2 separate regions of the Homo sapiens genome follow, and region 2 is linked to region 1. A link is an interaction called in ENCODE POLR2A ChIA-PET data of the cell type or tissue named here. Cell type or tissue: B cell. All regions are shown on one strand. Links, peaks and the distances in the headings refer to the core of each region. The heading gives the core; the rest is flanking DNA.

Region 1 (4,379 bases), core at 152-4,151:
GCCAGGCTGGTTTTGAACTCCTGACCTCGTGATCCACCCGCCTCGGCCTCCCAAAGTGCTGAGATTACTGGCGTGAGCCACCACGCCCAGTCGTAAAATTGTTTTTTATTGTTTTTCTTTTCTTTTTTTTTCTTTTTCTTGTACAGACAGGGTCTTGCTACGTTGCCCAGGCTGCTCTTGAACTCCGAGCCTCAAGTGATCCACTTGCCTCGGCCTCCCAGGTGTGAGCCACTGTGCCCAGCCCTATCTCTTTAAAAAACAAAACAAAACGGGCCAGGCATGGTGGCTCACACCTATAATGCCAGCTCTTAGAGAGGCAGAGTCAGGAGGATAGCTTGAGTCCAGGAGTTCAAGACCTGCCTGGGCAATATAGCAAGACCCCCATTCAAAAATAAATAGATGAATAAAATTTTTAAAATAAATAAATAAATACAAAACAAAAAAATTGTAAACACACCTGCAAACCAGGAAAGGTCTATTTCTTGTTCTTGCTCCATGAGCTTCTCAGGCCCTAGGGGGCGCTGCTCACCTCCCCTGCCATCTTGAACGTCACTATGGCCAAGAGAGGAAGACCCTGGAAGATCTCACACTAGCAATTAAATGCCCCAGCCTAGAAGTCACCCCAGGAAAGGAGCCACCTCTCCCTGAGAACAAGTAGGGTGGACACAAATGAAACTGGTGTGCTGCCCTGGCAGAGGCAGGAAGTTGGCCACTGCCCAGCACTCCCCACAGTTCTCAACCTCCTGCCTCAGTGGCCCATGCTGAGGGTCCCCTGGGGGTTTCCCACTCAGGTGTTTTGTGTTCCAGAGGCTGGAAGGACCCTGCTGTGGGGGGTGTCACCATTGGGCTTCCACGGGGTGCGGAATCTCACAGCCTCAGTGGCTTCCGCACCTTTGTCATGGCAGCGATAACAATATGAGTACACAGCTCAAGCTGTGTACAGGAGCCAAGCACCTGTCCCCGTGCTTGGCTTAATGCTCACAAGGACCCCAGGAGGTGGGGTCTCCATTTTATTTCCATTTTACAGGAAAAGAAACTGTGGCACAGCCAGGCAGCAGTGGAGTCAGGGTCAGAATCTGAGTCGTCTCCATCCAGAGTCAGTGCCCTCAGCTGACACTGTTCTTCACAAAATTAGCAAAAATAGGCCGGGTGTGGTGGCTCATGCCTGTAATCCCAGCACTTTGGGAGGCCGAGGCAGGAGGATCACCTGAGGTCAGGAATTCAAGACCAGCCTGGATGACATGGCAAAACCCTGTCAGTACTAAAAATACACAAATTAGCTGGGTGTGGTGGCATGCACCTGTAATCCCAGCTACTTGGGAGGCTGGGGCAGGAGAATCACTTGAACCTGGGAGGCAGAGGTTGCAGTGAGCCGAGATTGTGCCACTGCACTCCAGCCTGGGCAGACTCAGTCTTAAAAAAAAAAAAAAGTCCAGGCCGGGCTCAGTGGCTCACACTTGTAACCCCAGCACTTTGGGAGGCCGGGGCAGGTGGATCACTAGGTCAGGAGTTCAAGATCACCCTGGCCAACATGGTGAAACCCCATCTCTACTAAAGATACAAAAAATTAGCTGGGCATGGTGGTGCGCACCTGTAATCCCAGCTACTTGGGAGGCTGAGGCAGGAGAATTGCTTGTACCCAGGAGGCAGAGGTTGTAGTGAGCCGAGATTGCGCCATTGCACTCCAGCCTGGGCAACAGGGCTGGACTCCGTCTCAAAAAAAAAAAAGATAAAAAAAGAAAGTCCCACAGAGGCCCCGTGTCCAGGCTTTGCTTCTGGGAAAGCTGAGCCTTCCAGGAAAGGAATGCAAAGGGAGACACTATGAGAATAAGAAGGTGAAAATGCTGTTGAGGCTGGGCGCGGTGGCTCACGCCTGTGATCCCAGCACTTTGGGAGGCCAAGGCAGGAGGATTGCTTGAGGCCAAGGGTTTCAGACTACCCTCGCTAACATAGGGAGACCTGGTCTCTTAAAAAAAAAAAAAGCTATTTATTTTGACCAGAGAAATGCAAATCGAAACCACAATGAGATCATGCCGTTCACACCCACTAGGCTGGCAATAAAAACACAAACAAAGAAACTGGAAAATGACGAGTTGGACGTGGAGAAGTTGGAACGCTCCTGTATGGCTGCTGGGCAGGTAAAACAGTTCAGTCGCTTTGGAAGAGAGACTGGTGGCTCTTCAAAAAGTTAAGCATAGAGACAGGGCGTGGTGGCTCACACCTGTAATCCCAGCATTTCAGGAGGCCAGGGCCGGTGGATCACTTGAGCCCAGGAGTTCGAGACCAGCCTGGGCAACATGGTGAAACACCATCTCTACTAAAAATGCAAAAATTAGCAGCTGGGCGCAGTGGCTCACGCCTGTAATCTCAGCACTTTGGGAGGCCGAGGCAGGTGGATCACCTGAGGTCAGGAGTTTGAGACCAGCCTGGTCGACATGGCAAAACGCTGTCACTACTAAAAATACAAAAATTAGCTGGATGTGGTGGCAGGCACCTGTAATCGCAGCTACTTGGGAGGCTGGGGCAGGAGAATCACTTGAACCCGGGAGGCAGAGGTTGCAGAGAGCCGAGATTGTGCCACTGCACTCCAGTCTGGGTGACAAGAGCGAAACTCCATCTCAAAAAAAAAAAAAAATTAGCTGGGCATGGTGGCATATGCCTGTAATCCCAGCTCCTCAGGAGACTGAGGCAGGAGAATCGCTTGAGCCTGGGAGGCAGAGGTTGCAATGAGCAGAGATGGCCCCACTGCACTGGAGCCTGGGCCACAGAGTGAGACTCTGTCTCATAAATAGAAAATAAAAAATTAGCTGCGTGTGGTGTCAGGCACCTGTGGTCCCAGCTACTCAGGAGGCTGAGGTGGGATGACCACCTGAGCTGAAGAGGCTGAGGCTGTAGTGAGCCCTGATTGCGCCAACGCATGCCAGCCTGGGTGACGGAGATGAGAGCCTGTCTCAAAAAACAAACAAATGAAATCATATTTTGCAGCAACATGGATGGAGCTGGAGATCATCATCCTAAGTGAAATGACTCAGCAACCACCACCCCTGTCTTATTCCAGAACATTCTTGTCACCCTAAATGAAGCTCCATCCCCATCAGCCATCACTCCCCATCCCCTTCCCAGCCCCGGCACCCACAAATCCCCTTCCTGTCTCTGTGAATTGGCCTGTCCTGGACATTTCTTTTTTTTTTTTTTTTTTTTTTTGAGACGGAGTCTCGCTCTGTCGCCCGGGCTGGAGTGCAGTGGCGTGATCTCAGCTCACTGCAAGCTCCGCCTCCCGGGTTCACGCCATTCTCCTGCCTCAGCCTCCCAAGTAGCTGGGACTACAGGCGCCCGCCACCACGCCCGGCTGATTTTTTGTATTTTTAGTAGAGACGGGGTTTCACCGTGTTAGCCAGGATGGTCTCGATCTCCTGACCTCGTGATCCACCCACCTTGGCCTCCCAAAGTGCTGGGATTACAGGCATGAGCCACTGTACCCGGCCCTGTCCTGGACATTTCATAGAAATGGGATCACATACAGCATGGCCTTCTGTGTCTGGCACCTCTCACCGAGCGTGACATCCTTAAAGTGCATTCACGCCATGGCCGCAGTCAGAGCCTCGTTCCTGTTCACGGCTGTGTCGTACTTCACCGTGTGGAAGGGCCACGCTGTGTTGATCCGTGTATCTGAGGATGGAACGCTAGAGCTGCCTACACCATGTGGCTGCGGAGAATCGTGCTGCCCTGAACTTGGGTGTGCAAATATCTGAGTCCAAGCTTCGGATTCCTTTTCGTAGATACCTAGGAGTAGAGTTTCTGCATCTTATGGTCATTCTATTTTAGCTTTTTGAGGAACTGCCAAGCTGTAATATACTTTTAGGAGGGGCCAAGCACTGTGGCTCACGCCTGTAATCCCAACACTTCAGGAGGCCAGAGTGGGCAGATCGCCTGAGGTCAGGAGTTTGAGACCAGCCTGATTAACATGGTGAAACCCCATCTCTGCTAAAAATATGAAAATTAGCCAGGCGCAGTGGTGCATGCCTGTAATCCTAGGTCCTCGGGAGGCTGAGGCAGGAGAATCGCTTGAACCCAGGAGGCAGAGGTTGCAGTGAGCCGAGATCGCGCCATTGCACTCCAGCCTGGGTGACAGAGAGAGACTCCATCTCAACAACAACAAAAAAACTTTTAGGAAGAAAAAATAAATCTAGGTTACAAACAAGATGTTCAGCCCTTCGCTAATTATGCCAGCTTTATAAAAATAAATATGGAACTAATAATAAAATCACAAGTTACAAACAGCGGAAAGAACATGTCAAACTATTAAACAGTGTCTGTTTGGGGGCGGGAAGATGACAGGTGCTTTACAGTTTTTGCTTTCAGCTTCTCTTTGTTTCCTG
Region 2 (4,379 bases), core at 295-4,294, 65 kb before region 1:
TGCTGACTCCGGACATGGAAGGACATGAGTGAGCGGCCGCTCTTGCTGGTCACACTGCTTCCCTTTGTTTTCTGCCCTTCATAGCAAATCACCCATTTAGCAGCTGAAACAGCACCATTTTATTATCTCACAGGATCTGTGAGTCAGGAGCCAGGGTACCACAGCCTCAAGGGCTCTCAGGAGGTTGTAACTGAGGGTTGTTTTTTGGGGTCCATCATCTTGGGGTCTTCTTCTGAGCCCACTGGTTATTGACAGAGCTCAGTGCCTTACCTTTGCAGGGCCAGGGTCCCCGTTCTGGCCAGTGTTGGCTAGGGACACTTGCAGCTCCCGGACGCTGCCAGCTCGGGACTCTGTTCCACCGTGGTGGTCTGCCCCTACAGTGCTGCAGGCTGAGCTGACATTTGTCCATATTCAGTTATTCGGGCCAGTGGGAGAATCATCTTTCAGAAAGGGTTTGGGGCCGGGTGCGGGGGCTCACGCCTTAATCCCAGCAGTCTGGGAGGCTAAGGCAGGTGGATCACCTGAGGTCAGGAGTTCGAGACCAGCCTGGCCAACATGGCGAAACCCCATCTCTACTAAAAGTACAACAATTAACTGGGCGCTGTGGCTCACGCCTGTAATCCCAGCACTTTGGGAGGCTGAGGCGGGCAGATCACTTGAGTTCAGGAGTTTGAGACCAGCCTGGCCTACATGGCAAGGCCCCATCTCTACTAAAAATACAAAAATTATTTGGGCATGGTGGCGCATGCCTGTAGTCCCAGCTACTTGGGAGGCTGAGGCAGGAGAATCGCCCTGGAGGCAGAGGTTGCAGTGAGCTGAGATCGCGCCACTGCATTCCAGCCTGGGCGACAGAGCAAGACTCCATCTCAAACACACACACACACACACACACACACACACACACACACACACACAAAAAGCAGAAAGGGTTTGGTCCCTGAAGGGCTCACCTGATGCAGTCAGGCCCACCCAGGGTGTTTCTCTCTTGATTGGCTCAGTCAGCTGATTCAGGGGCTCTAATTACAGCTGCAAAGTTCCTTGTCTTTGCCACATAACCTAAGCGCAGGAGTGACATCTTGTCCCGTCAGAGTCACAGGCCCTAGCCCACACTCCAGAGGAGGGGCACCTTGGCTCCATGTTAGAGACCTACCTACCTCAGTGCTCACATCTCTCCCCGTGAGGAGGGCGGGCTCACTGGTCAGGCTGGTGCCAAGGACCTGAACATCTGCATCTGACCCCATCTTATAGGTGAGTTTCATTTTGCAGGGGAGGGACTTGAGCAAAGAGAGAGGGAGCCGTGGAGGTGGAAGCTGAAGCCTGTGGAGGTGGACGGAAGCTTGTATGCAGGCGGGCAGACCTTCTCTGTAGAAGGCCAGACGGCAAATATCTTTAGCTTTGCAGCCCAGATGGTCTCTGTCACAACCACTGAGCTATGCCAGCAGAGCAGGAGAGCCACCCTGGTCAGCGCCTGAGCGGGCGAGTGTGGTGGTGGGCCAGCGAGACTCTGACTTACAGAGAGGAGCGGCGGGCAGGTTCACCTGGGGGTCGTAGTTTGCAGACCCTCCCCCGCACCACCGCACAGGGCGGCCCTCGGTGTGTGTGGAGCAGCCGTGGACGGGCTCTCGGCCCTGCCTTGGGAGGAGACAGGCAGGCAGAATAATGCCCGGGGTGCCTGCTTCCCGAGATTGGTGGTGCCTGCTTCCCGAGATTGGTGGTGCCTGCTTCCTGAGATTGGCGTGGGCGTGCAGAGGGCAGCACCGTAAGGGCTGTGGGTTGGTGTCTGGAGGAAGCACCTGAAAGATGACAGGGGTAAGAAGGAGAGCAGGGAGGGGGTGGCTGCGGGACGCCCCTCAGTGAGCGCAGAGGTGGAGCTGCTGCTGGGCCTCGGCTGCAGGAGCCTGCAGGGCAGTGGAGGGGAGTCCCAGGCAGAGAGGGTGGGCTGGCCTCTGCTGGGGACACACAGCTCCCCCTTCACCCTTCTCAGTGTCACCAGACACTGCGGAGCAGGATCAGATGGCAGAGATCACCACCGGGTCAGAGAGCCCTAACCTAAGTTGGCAAGTTGTGGCCCAAGGCGGCGAAGCTTGAGGGGTGGGGCAGGCAGCGTGGAGAGAGAAGCCACAGAGACCGTCTCAGCCCCCGAAGCCTTTGCACCTGGGTCTCAGAGCATCTCTGTTGCCTGCTCCCCGCAAGCCCTAAGCAGCAGGGCTGGGATTTGTTCTTTTGTATTCCGTGAACTCACTGAGGGACTCAGCACAGGTCAGGCAGCGCAGTCATCACCGCTGTCAGAGCGGAGCACTCTGTCTCCCCTACAGGAAGCCCTGTCCCCATCAGCCATCACTGCCTGTCCCATCCCTGGCCCTGGCACCCACGCATCCCTTCCCTGTCTTTGTGGATTGGCCTGTCCTGGACATTTCATAGAAATGGGATCTCACGGTGCGCAGCCTTCTGTGTCTGGCGTCTCTCACTGAGCGTGACGTCCTCAGGTGCGTCCTCAGGCGCATCCGCGCTGTGGCCTGCGCCAGCCTCGCTCCTCTTCCTGGCTGGTGGTCCCACCGCGTACACGTGCCGCCGCCTGTTTTGCTGCTGCTTTTGAGCTGAGAATTGTTTTTATGACTTTTAAATAGCTAGAAAGGGATCAAAACAAGACTGTCTCACGATGTGGAAATTACATGAAATTCACAGTTCAGTGCCTGTGAGTAGAGCTGACCGGCCGCAGTTCAGCCACACATGGACTCATTACCGAAGCTGCCTCCACCCAGGCAGCCCGAGCCAGCAGCTGTGACCGGCACCCTGTGGCCCACACGGCCAGAAGTGTTTGCCATCTGGCCCCCCGCAGACGTGGTCTGCTGCCTGTGGTGGAGATCACTCTGGAGGCGGCTGTCATCGGCCACTCCCGGGAGCCCTCTCCTACCCTCAGTCCTCCATCCCTGGAGCAGTTAGCCCCATACCTGGGCCATGCTGGGGCGGGCCCTGCGCCCAGGACGGATCTCATGCCTTCTCTTTTCTCTCCCCCGGTGATTTCTCCAAGCCAGTGGAATCCTGAAGGGCTTCGACCCACTCCTCAACCTTGTGCTGGACGGCACCATTGAGTACATGCGAGGTGAGTGGGGTGGCGGCCGAGGCAGGCAGCGGGACGAGGGGGATAGTGGGGTGAGGGGGGCAGCGGGACGAGGGGGGCAGTGGGACGAGGGGGGCAGCCGTGGGGCTCCCTGCTGGCTCTTCTTCTCTCAAACCCACAAAACCTCTGAGTTACCAACGTGAAGCCTCGTGGCGGCCGATGGACGGGCTTGAGCGCTCACTGGTCCTAGACGTCCTCACAAAGCAGGAAACCCCATTGTTGTGGGGCCTGGAGAGACGGGAGCTGCCAGCTCACCCACTGGTCTCTACACACTGACGGGGCGCCCGGCACAGTTAGAGGACAACCTTTTTAAATGTTTTATTATTTTAATTTTTGTTAAATTGGTGACGTGAGAGGCCAGGCACAATGGCTCACACCTATAATCCCAGCGCTTTGGGAGGCCAAGGCAGGAGGATCTCTTGAGGTCAGGAGTTTGAGACCAGCCTGACCAACATGGTGAAACCCCGTCTCCGCTAAAAATGCAAAAAAATTGCTGGGTGTGGTGGCGCATGCCTGTAATCCCAGCTGCTCGGGAGGCTGACGCAGGAGAATCGCTTGAACCTGGGAGGCGGAGGTTGCAGTGAGCCGAGATGGTGCAACTGCACTCCAGCCTGAGTAACAGAGTGAGACTCCGTCTCAAAAAAAAGAGATAAGCTGAGGTCTCACTGTGTTGCCCGGGCTGGTCTCGAACTCCTGGGCTCAAGCCATCCTCCTGCTTCAGCCTCCCACAGTGCTGGGGTTCCAGGCGTGAGCTGTGGCGCCCAGCGGAGAGCAGCCTTGCTGTGGGGTAGTGAGCGTGCCGTGGGGCTCCTCTCGGGCGCCTTTCCTCTTCTGCCCTTGTTAATTCCCGCTATGAACGCAGGGTCCCTGTCTCCTCCCCAGAGGACCCTCCCTCATTTCCCTGCCCCCGCTCGCTCCCCTCCCCAGTGAGGCCGCCAAGTCCTCAGACTCTCCCCCAGAAGCTCCTGCGGCAAGTCCCCAGCTGGCAAGTCCCCATCCCGGCCCGGGCACTGGGGGAATGTCAGGACTTAGGAGAGAGAGGGTCTTGCCCCTTGGATCCATTGATACTGAGACAAGATTTATTCTTGTAGCTGGCCATGGTGGCTCATGCCTGTAATCCCAGCACTTTGGGAGGCCAAGACAGGAGGATCACTCGAGCCCAGGAATTTGAGACCAGCCTGGGCAACATAGTGAGACCCTGTCTCTACAAAAAAAAAAAAAATGTAATTAGCCAGGCATGGCGGTACATGTGCCTGTG

Evidence for each region. Peaks named below come from ENCODE experiments on the same cell type or tissue, not always from the same donor. Only the 100,000 strongest peaks of a DNase experiment are listed, where the experiment ranks them.
Region 2: POLR2A ChIA-PET joins it to region 1 with 7 read pairs; 16 of 35 experiments call an interaction of 5 or more read pairs at or near these places.

What each region holds. Positions count from the first base shown.
Region 1 is chr19:2,258,138-2,262,516 of GRCh38, reverse strand. No RefSeq gene overlaps it. Among named protein-coding and RNA genes, the nearest start is that of JSRP1, 3.9 kb to the right of the region's middle. RefSeq lists an enhancer at 1,893-2,032. In B cell, for the core only: a CTCF peak has its summit at 511 (motif pointing right); DNase peaks (open chromatin) are centred at 569, 2,026 and 3,835; H3K4me3 peaks cover 668 bases; H3K27ac peaks cover 2,065 bases.
Region 2 is chr19:2,322,849-2,327,227 of GRCh38, reverse strand. It overlaps LSM7 (LSM7 homolog, U6 small nuclear RNA and mRNA degradation associated), which reads left to right. Exons shown (of 4, transcript NM_016199.3): 3 at 3,032-3,103. Among named protein-coding and RNA genes, the nearest start is that of LSM7, 3.5 kb to the left of the region's middle. RefSeq lists enhancers at 2,323-2,442, 2,883-2,942. In B cell, for the core only: no CTCF peak of the experiment used is centred there; DNase peaks (open chromatin) are centred at 2,127, 2,287 and 2,487; H3K4me3 peaks cover 1,670 bases; H3K27ac peaks cover 3,020 bases.